Regions from separate parts of the Homo sapiens genome. Here region 1 is linked to region 2. A link is a loop called in an ENCODE intact Hi-C map of the cell type or tissue named here. Cell type or tissue: HCT116. All regions are shown on one strand. Links, peaks and the distances in the headings refer to the core of each region. The heading gives the core; the rest is flanking DNA. Region 1 has its middle 10 kb from the start of ACSM1. Region 2 has its middle 22 kb from the start of GPRC5B.

Region 1 (5,383 bases), core at 321-5,320, 800 kb after region 2:
CTACCTTTGAAGAAATAAATGGCATTGAGTGAGTTTTCAATTTTTATGGAAAAATTTCAAGAGAGAGAGAGAAGAGGAGCTTCAAATTTTGTGTATAAATTCTGCCCAAATCCATGGCTGATCCCTGAAATACACAGAATCCATGCAGCCTCAGGCTAAAAGAAATGAATAAACAAAACAAAATCCAGATTCTCTACCAAAATCCAGAGTCTCTACAGTATATTAACGACAATGTTCAATATAAAGTCTAAAATTACTAGATACACAAAGACACAGGAACACATACTCATTTGCAAGAGAAAAAGAACATCAATGAAGAAAACTAAAGACTCAGATGTTGGAATTAGTAGAGAAGGATTTCAATAACAGTGCTACAGCTGTAATCATTATGCTCAAGGACTAAAAAATTATGTTCAATATGAACAATAAAAATGTTAGTGGAAAAATAGAAATGATTTTAAAATTGAGACTATTTAAGAATGTATTACTCTAAATTAAAAATGAACTTAATGGACCTTATAGCATATTGGAGATCTAAGAAATTTAGCATACTTGAAATTAGTTCAAAAGGAATTAGCAGTCTTAAGAATAGAGAGAAAAATATTTTTATAAAAAGTGAAGCCTCAGTGAATCGTGGAACAGTGTGTGTGTGTGTGTGTGTGTATACATAAAAATTGGAGTTCTAGAAAAAGACAGAAAAAATATTTTAAGAAATAATGACCAAAAGTTTTCCAGATTTTGGTGAAAGATATAAATTTACAGATCCAAGAATATTAGAAAAATCTAAAATGGGAGAAATACAAAAAAAAACAATACTTAGGCATGTCATAATCAAACTTCTTAAAATCAAAAAGAAGATAAAATTTTGAAAGAAGACAGAGGAAAATGATACATTACACATGTGGGACAATTGTTCAAATTACCACTGACTTCTCTACAGAAACAAAGGAAGCTAGGAAGTGATGTCAGCAAGATGGCAGAGTAGGTAGTCCCCCACTCACATTCCCCAATGGCAACAATAATTTCTCATCTATTCAAGGGCAAAAGTGCCTTTGTGAGAACCTGGGGATTTAGGCAGGAGTTGTAAAACCCCAGTGGAGCCCAAGACCTAGGAGAGTTGTTTTGAGAGGGTAGACCCACACCCAGGTGGTAAACTCATTGATGGTGGTCCTAACCCCAGATTTGGAAATGGCCCCATCTGCCTCATGTTTGTTGAAAGCCCTATTTGGACTTGATCCTGCTACCAAAACCATCTGCCTAGGGCTCTGACAGGAGGCAGTCATGCACAGTAGTACCTCAGAAGACAGGCCCACTGAACTTGCTCTCAACTGAGGCCCTGAAACAACCATCTAACTCAACTCCAGCCCATCTCAGCTGCAGTAAGCAATCAGTCCTGCTTGCATAAGGACCCAGAGAGAGACATGTCCATATGAGTCCCTAGGGCAGGATTTTGGATTTTAGTCCCCAGGCAGATGAGAAAGGGCCCTTAATCTTGCCTCCAAACCCTCTCAGCAGCAACCCAAGAGCAATTTTGCCTGTACATGGAGCTGCTGAGAGACTTGCCCATCTATGCCACTGGGACAGCCTTGCCAACTTCAGTCACATTGCAAATCCTGAAATGACCCTGAATTTCAGCCCAAGGCTCCCTCAGCTGAGGTCTAAGAGCAGTTCTGCCCAGCCAGGGAATAGCTGGGAGACAAGTCCATGTGAGTCCCCAGGGTCATACTTGCCAACCTCAGTCCCCATAGCAGATCCTGAAAAGGCCCTGAATCTCAACTCCAACTTAGCTACAGATCGAGAGCATGGCTGCCTGCCCAGGGACCCACTGTGAGACATGCCCATCAGTGACACCAGAGATAGGCCTGAATATTTCTGTCTCAGTTGTAGACCTTGAAGCAGCCCTGCAACTTGGTTTCCGCCCCTCTCAGCTGCAGACTGGAGCAGTACTGCCTGCCCAAGGTCTCACCCAGTGGTCCAGCAAGAGCCCTCCTGGGGACCTGGAGGAGTCATACCCATTCACAAACCGGACAACAGGCCTATTCCTGTGCACCTGAAGTAGACCATCAGCCCAGTACCAGCCCTTTGGACCAAGGTCCTGGAGACAGTAGAGACCACCCTGGGCCCAGACAGGATCCACGCCTGCTAGAGCCCCTGATAGTAGGCTCACCAACTGTGGACTCCATTGTGGACCCAGCAGCAGTCATGTTACCTGGCTCCAAAAGCATTTGGCTACAATCCCATAGGCAAACTCATTTGCCTGGGAACTTGTACTGCCTGGGAACTGTTAAGGGAACTTAACAGAACACAAACCTGCCAAAACCAGTTTCTAAGGCCTGGAAGAAGTATTTGCTCTTTCAAATGAAAAGGTTACTTGAATAACAAGAAATCAGACAAACATGAAACCACCAAAGAAAATTAACAAAGCCCTAGCAACCTACCACAAAAAATTGGATATCTATGAATTGTCTGAAAAAAATTCAAAATAATTATCTTAAAGAAGGTCAGTGAGATGCAAGAAAACACACCTAAACAACTAAATGAAATTTAAAAAAATAACAACGCATAAAAGTTTTTCTTGCAGGGCATGGTGGTTCATGCCTGTAATCCCAGCACTTTGGGAGGCCAAGGCGGGTGGATCACTTGAGGTTAGGAGTTCGAGACCAAGCTGGCCAACATGGTGAAACCTACACTCTACTAAACATACAAAAATTAGCCAGGTGTGGTGGTACATGCCTGTAATCCCAGCTACTTGGGAGGCTGAGACAGGAGAATTGCTTGAACCCAGGAGGTGGAGGTTGCAGTGAGCTGAGATCACGCCACTGCACTCCAGCCTGGGTGACAGAGTAAAAGCCTGTCTCAAAAACAACAACAACAACAACAACAGCGACACCTTTTGGCAGTGCACAATTATTTTTTAATGGAATCTTTAGAATTTTTCTACTTATAAGATCCTGTCATCTGCAAACAGAACTAATAAACAAATTCAGTAACCTTGCAGGACACAAAACCAACGTACAAAAATTAATAGTGTTTCTATACACTAACAATGAACTATCTAAGAAAGAAATCAAGAAAACAATTCCATTTATAAAACACTCAGAAATAAATTTAACTAAGGAAAGTAAAATACCTGCAGACTGGAAACTATAAAACACTGATGGAAAAAATTGAAGAAGACACAAATAAATGGAAAGATATCCTGTGTTCATGGATTGAAAGAATTAATATTGTTAAGGTGTCCATATTATTCAGCGTGATCTATGGACTCGATGTAATCCTTGTCAAAATTCCAATGATATTTTTAACAAAAATAGAAAAAAACAATTCTAAAATTCATATGGAACCACGAAAGATCTCAAATACTCCAAATATGCTTGAACAAAAAGAGAAAAGCTGGAGGCATCACACTCCCTGACTTCAATGTACTACAATATACTGCAAAACTATAGTAATTAAAACAGCATGTTATTGTCTTAAAAACAGACATATGCATCAATGCAATAGAATAGAGCCCAGAAATAAACCATTGCATTTACAGTCAATTGATTTTTGGCAAACTTCCTCAGATAACATAATGAAGAAAGGACAGTCTTTTTAATAAATGGTGCTAGGCACCAACATGGCACATGTATACATATGTAACAAACCTGCACGTTGTGCACATGTACCCAAAGTATAATTTAAAAAATGGTGCTAGGAAAGCTGGATATCCACATGCTGAATGGCGTCAACCCAGGAGGCGGAGCTTACAGTGAGCTGAGATGGCACCACTGCACTCCAGCCTGGGCACAGAGCGAGACACTATCTCAGAAAAAAAGAAAGAAAAAAATGATATTGCTTAACATAAGTTATGAAATTTATAAAATGATAATGAAAAATGAACACAAAGCTGAAATGGTTAACATAAAACACTCAATTAAATGTAAAACAAGCAGGTTAGATTATGTTTTCTGACTCAGAATTATTGCTATACCTATACATGGCAAAATATTTTGGTTTCTGCTGTAAAGTGTATGCAGTAAAGCCTAAGATATTTGCTATCTGAAAACCACTAGAAGAAAACTGCCCCTAACCCTGAAGCTAGAGGTCAACCTATTGAGTGCATTCATATCACAAATATACCACGGATACTAATTATTTATAAGTCATTAAGAACAGGTGGTTTGTAAAATAAATAATCTTATATTTTTACATTGAATGAATACTCTAAGGTATTTTCTTAACCCACTTCCTTATCCTTATACAGTTATTCACTTTCTCAAGAAGGGATGATATTTAAAAGCTTTTAAAATATATTCATAAATAAAGTCTCCTTCCTAGGAATTCAACTCCACATTTCCCTTTTTAGCTAACTTCAGGGAACTCACCAGGAAATAAGTAGTTTGGCTTATAGCACAAGTCTTGGGAGTCTGGGGAATATACCTTTGAATCCTTTCAGTTCTTTGCCACTTACTGACTTTGTGACCCTTGAATAAGTTATCATGCACTGGGATTAATTTTAAGTGAGATGTCAGGCACATAATAAATGTTCAAGAAACAGTAGTGGTTATCTGTAATACTATATATACACTCCACTTTATTCCCAATAATTCACTTTAGAAAGTACAAACTACCTTCTCTCTTTCATCTAATTAGGACGTGCATGTTCTTTCTGCAATTAACTGGTACTTTAAATTCAGACTTATCTCCAGCCAGTGTTTAGGATGAGATAAACTAAGCATTGCCAAAGTAGTCTAGGCAAGGTTTGATGATGCTAGACCACTAGAATCCATAGAGTGGAGGGCTGGCTCTGCCACTCCCCAGCTATGGCCAAATCTCATATTCCACCAATGGGCACAACCACATGGACCTTCCAGGGTTGCTTAAAACAGTAGTCTCTAGGCATTTTGGGTTGTATAATCTATCAATAAAAATATTTAGAATACACATCTTCCCATCTGAGTGTAGCACTTACATTGTTCTACTGCACTAATATAGTATGCATACTATAAAACATAGATGAAAATGAGATAAAAGCATTAAAAGAATTGTATCTCAGTAATTTTTAATTTTATTAAATTATTAACATTATTTTAAAAATTAAATACAGATGGGGTCTCACTGTGTTACCCAGGCTGGTCTCGAAATACTGGGCTCAAGCGACCCTCCCATCTTGGCCTCCCTATGCACTGGGATTACAGGTGTGAGCCAACATGCCCAGCCGATAATTTTTTAAGTTTCTGTTCTCATTTCTTAGTCCCAGTGGATTGTCCCAAAACTCACTTTGGAGACCATTGGTTTAGAGGATTGAGTGAAATATTGCTCATGAAATGTGTTATAAGCTGTAAAGTGCTATTTAAGTGGTACATAATAATAATTTAGGTCGAGTGCAGTGGCTCACACC
Region 2 (5,383 bases), core at 334-5,333:
CATAGGAAACCTGCATGTTTTTCTGATAAATTTGATGAAGAGTGTACCATTGTGAGGAAGTATGATTAGACACAAGGGGCATGATCTAACGGTAGTAAACTGGGGGAAATTTAGCAAGGCCTGTTTGTTTAGATTCTTAGCATCTCTTTGTCTTTGGGGATAAGGATGTCAGCCTGGGCAACATGGCAAGACCCCATCTCTACCAAAAAAAAAAAAAAACCTTAGGTATTGTGCATGCCTCTGGTCTAAGCTATTACTAGGGAGGCTGAGGCAAGAGAATTGCTTGAGCCCAGGAGTTTGAGGCTGCAATGAGCTATGATCGCACCACTGCACTCCAGCTGGGCAATGGAGCAAGACCCTGTCTCAAAACCAAACAAAAGAAAGGATAAGATATTCCTTTCCTCTGGGTGGCCACCCCTCAAATGAAGGTTTTATGACCGGCTTCAGGGGAGCAGGGTGAAGGGAAGGTGAGAGTGGCCTTCCTGCTTCTGCTGTTTTCTCGAATACAAGGTGCCATATTTTGAGGTAGTATGTCCTGAACCCCATAAGTTCCCCTCCAGTGAGCAGGTTCAAGGAACGCTTGAACCTGGGAGACAAAGGTTATAGTGAACTGAAATCATGCCATTGCACTCCAGCCTGGGTGACAGGGTGAGATTCATCTCAAAAAAAAAAAAAAAAAAAGGGAACAATAAACACTGAGAAATACAAGAGTACAAGAGGGAGGAAGGAGAGAGGGAGGCAGCAAGGATTGAAAAACTACCTACTTGGTACAGTGTTCACTACGTGGGTGACGGGTTCAATCGTAATCACACCCCAAACCTCAGCATCACACAATATACCTTTGTAGCAAACCTGCGCTTGTATCCTCAAATCTAAAATACAAGTAGAAAAAATAAAAATAAAATAAGTTACAAACTGCTTAAACACACACACACACACACACTTCCCCGTTTCCTTGAGTTTTCATTCTAAACGTTCCCATGTCACATAAAACTTGTGTTAAATAAATGGCTATGCTCTTCTCTGATTCATCAGTCTTTTATTAAGGGTGCCTCTGCCATGAACCTAAGATGGGTGGGGAAATAAATCTTTCCTCCCCTGCAGGACCATGAGCCAAGGTGTGCGGCAGCCTCTAGAATCTGGAGAAGACAAGGAAAGAGATTCTCCCCTGGAGCTCCCAGAGGGAACCAGCCCTACCGACACACTGACTTTCAGTCCAGTATAACCTGTTGCATAATTTTGACCTCCAGAACTATACAATAATACATACGTATTGTTTTAAGTCCTGACGTTTTTGTTAATTTTTTAAAGTCCCAGCAAGAAACGAATACAAGTATCTCCTTAAAAGAGCCTAGACCAGCTGGGAGACCTTGACTTCACCACCCGGCAGGCCTGGCCTCCTCACTGCCATGCCTCTGATCCTCCGTTATGGGTCAAAATTGTCCACCAAACCCAAGGGAATCAGGAGAAAGAGAGGTGGGCTCAGTGAACCACACCCATTGGCTGAGAGTGGAGCGTGCCTGCTGATACCCACACAGTCCTTCGATGCCGGTGCAATAGTGTCCAGCACGGGGTGAAGCATTTATTTTTACAAAACATTTCAGAGAAAAATAGCATTAGAAAGAATCTCTGCTGACCGGGACTGCGTTTAACAAGATATGTAAATTTTTTTTTTTTTTTTTGAGACACAGTCTCGCTCTGTCACCCAGGCTGGAGTACAGGGGTGCAATCATAGTTCACTGCAGCCTCAACCTTCCGGGCTCAAGAGATCCTTCCACCTCAGCCTCCTGAGTAGCTGAGACTCCAGGCACCACCACACCTAGCTTATTAAACAAAAACAAGGGGACATCATGTTGCCCAAGCTGGTCTCGAACTCCTGGGCTCAAGTAATCCTCTTGCCTCAGCCTCCCAAAGTCCTGGGATTACATGCGTGAGCCATTGCACCTGGCCGTATGTGTATCATTCAACCACAAATACCTGCTTCATGCTTTCCAATGTGTTAAGTAGGCACCTGTATTAGTTTTGTGGGGCTGCCACAACCAACTACCACAAACCAGGTGGCTTAAAACAATGGAGATGTATTCTCTCACAGTTCTGGAGGCCGGAAGTCCACAATCAAGGTGTCTCCAGGGCTGTGCTCTCTTCGAAGGCTCTGGGTGAGAATCCCTCTTTGCCTCTTCCAGCTTCTGGGGGCCCCAGGTGTTCCTTGACTTGTGGCTGCGTGGGTCCTCTCTTCATCTTTTTTTTTTGAGACAGAGATTTGCTCTTTTTGCCCAGGCTGGAGTGCAATGGCGTGATCTTGGCTCATTGCAACCTCTGCCTCCCGGGTTCAAGTGATTCTCCTACCTCAGCCTCCCAAGTAGCTGGGATTACAGGCATCCGCCACTATGCCCAGATAATTTTTTGCATTTTTAGTAGAGATGGATTTTCACCATGTTGGCCAGGCTGGTCTCGAACTCCTGACCTCAGATGACCTACCCGCCTTGGCCTCCCAAAGTGCTAGTAAGGGAGGAGACCACCCCTCCTATTGTCTTATAACCAATTTCTGCCTCGAAGAAAAAGTAGGAGTTAAAAGACAGAAGTGAAATCAGTAGTCAGACAGCCCGGCGCTACATTCCAGGCCTGGTAGTTAAAGACTGACCCCGATCTAACTGGTTATGTTATCTATAGATTCCAGACATTGGATGGAAAAGCACTGTGAAAACCTCTGTCCTGTTCTGTTCCATTCTGATTACCAGTGCATGCAGCCCCCAGTCACATATCCACTGCTTGCTCAATGATCACGACCCTCTCACTCGGACCCCCTTAGAGTTGTAAGCCCTTAAAAGGGACAGGAATTGCTCATGTGGGAAGCTTGGTTTTTGGAGACATGAGTCTGCCGATGCTCCCAGCTGAATAAAGCCCTTTCCTTCCACAACTCCGTGTCTGAAGGGTTCTTGTCTGTGGCTCGTCCTGCTACACTAGGATTACAGGCGTGAGCTACCGTGCCCGGCCCTCTCTTCATCTTATATCAGTTACTAGACTTACAGCCTATCCTTACCCAATATGACTTCATCTTTTTTTTTTTTGGAGACAGGGTCTGGCTCGGTTTCCCAAGCTGGCATGCAGTGGCATGATTGCGACTCACTGTAGCCTCTACTTCGTGTGCTCAAGCAATCCTCCCAACTCAGTCTCCCCACCTCCCCCGTGCGCGCCACTTTTGAATCCTGCAACGGGTTTGCCTCTGAGCCCGTGGTGAGCTTCCCGCAGGGCCCTGGAAGTGGCCTGCAGTGAAGCACAGGGGCCACAGGGTGGCAGTGTTTCCTGCGGATGTGGCTCTCACCCAGTTCAGGGGCGCTCAAGGCGTAATTGGTTAATGCAGGTCTGTTTCTCTTTGTCCTTGAAAAGACAGCAACTTTGAGCTCCAAGGAGCAGTCTTCTTTGTGTTTTACGGCTTTTTGAGTCTCTACTTTCCGCCTCCCCGGGATGAGGAATGGTGTGGGAGGAGAGTAGGACTCTCCCGCGGGGGACTGCTGAGATGATCACAGTTTTAGGGTATGGGGTGTGATAAGGCACTTGAGACTCAGAGAGGGGAAGTAAGTAATCCAAAGTCACACAGCTGAGTGGTACCTGAACTGCATCTTCTGATCCTTGCATCAGTTCCTGTCCGCTATGCCACTTGGTCAGCCTTCACAGGCCGGGATGCAAATGGAGACATTGGGGTTGGGATTTTCACTCGCGTCCGTGTGAAGAGACGCGAGTGTGAGAACAAAGCTGTTTATTTCACCTGGGGGCAGGCGCGCTGAGTCCGAAAAGAGAGTCAGCAAAGGCAGACAGATGTGGGGCTGTTTTATAGGATTTGGGTAGGTAGTGGAAAATTACAGTCAAAGGGGGTTGTTCTCTGGCGGGCAGGGGTGGGGATCACAAGGTGCTCAGTGGGAGAGTTTTTGAGCCAGGATGAGCCTGGAGAAGAAATTTCACAAGGTAATGTCATCAGTTAAGGCAGGAACAGGCCATTTTCACTTCTTTTGTGATTCTTCAGTTACTTCGGGCCATCTGGGCCATCTGGATGTATGCGTGCTGGTCACAGGGGATATGATGGCTTAGCATGGGCTCAGAGGCCTGACAGGGATGGAGGATGGGGAAGGGAAAGATGCTGAATGAGCACTGGGTCAAGAGTCCAGAAATATAAGCTTCACTCCCAGCGCATGAGAAGTGGAATTGGGAAGGTGGTCAGTCCTTGCTGCTGGGATAGACCCTGGACTCGGTTTTCTTATCTGTAAAATGGAAATAAAAGGGCCAGGCACGGTGGCTCATGCCCGTAATCCCAGAACTTTGGGAGGCCACGGTGGGCAGATTGCCTGACTCAGGAGTTCAAGACTAGTGTGGCCAACATGGTGAAACCCTGTCTCTATCAAAAAGTAAAAAAAATTAGGCAGGTGTGGTGGCATGTGCCTGTAGTCTCAGCTATTTGGGAGGCTGAGACGTGAGGATGGATTGAGCCCAGGAGATGGAGGTTGCAGTGAGCTATGATCATACCACTGCACTCCAGCCTGGGTGACAGAGTGAGACCCTGTCTCCAAAAAAAATAAAAAAGAAGAAAAAAAAAAGATAAATGAGAGGGTAATAATACATGTGTGTAGATCCTAAATGTTGGCTAGTGTTGTAGGTAAGGCTTTTATTCTCACCTCTCAAGATCTGTGTTGGAGGAAAAAAATGACCTGAACTTTGGGAAATTAGGTACACTTGGTCTCAGAGCCCACTTCATAGCTGTATGATCTTAACCTCTCTGAACCTCAGTTTCTTCCTCTGTAAAATGGGTCTAATAATATCATGGATTAAATGAGATAATCCAGGTAAAGATCCAGCTCAGTTCTTGGCCTATGATGAATATTCACTATATGTTAATACTAGTTGGGATGGGGAGGGGAGGGTAGCTAAGGTCAGAATGGTGGGACGGTTGGGGCTCAGAAATATAGAAATGAGGGCAAACACTCACTTCTCAGGGTGGGCAAGGGAAGGCTGAGAATGTGGCTTTATTATTATTACTGTTATTTATTTATTTTTTTTGAGATGGAGCCTTGCTCTGTCACCCAGGCTGGAGTGGAGTGGTGTGATCTCAGCTCACTGCAACCTCTGCCTCCCGGGTTCAAGTGATTCTCCTGCCTCAGCCTCTCCAGTCGCTGGGATTACAGGCATGTGCCACCACGCCTGGCTAATTTTTTATATTTTTAGTAGAGATAGGGTTTCACCATGTTGGCCAGGCTGGTCTTGAACTCCTGACCTCAAGTGATCCACCCGCCTCAGCCTCCCAAAGTGCTGGGATTATGGGCGTGAGCCACCACGCCTGGCCTGGATTGATTATTTATTTAATTTAGAGACGGAGTCTCCCTGTGTTGGCTAG

Evidence for each region. A loop is a pair of places that touch in the nucleus more often than their neighbours do. Peaks named below come from ENCODE experiments on the same cell type or tissue, not always from the same donor. Only the 100,000 strongest peaks of a DNase experiment are listed, where the experiment ranks them.
Region 1: a loop joins it to region 2, with 4 times the contacts of the local background. A loop is called at or near these places in 6 of 110 quality-filtered maps.

The regions. Positions count from the first base shown.
Region 1 is chr16:20,705,443-20,710,825 of GRCh38, forward strand. It overlaps a transcript of ACSM3 not described here and the pseudogene LOC124903661. Among named protein-coding and RNA genes, the nearest start is that of ACSM1, 10 kb to the left of the region's middle. In HCT116, for the core only: a CTCF peak has its summit at 2,893 (motif pointing left); a DNase peak (open chromatin) is centred at 2,994.
Region 2 is chr16:19,904,339-19,909,721 of GRCh38, forward strand. No RefSeq gene overlaps it. Among named protein-coding and RNA genes, the nearest start is that of GPRC5B, 22 kb to the left of the region's middle. In HCT116, for the core only: a CTCF peak has its summit at 3,282 (motif pointing right); a DNase peak (open chromatin) is centred at 3,323.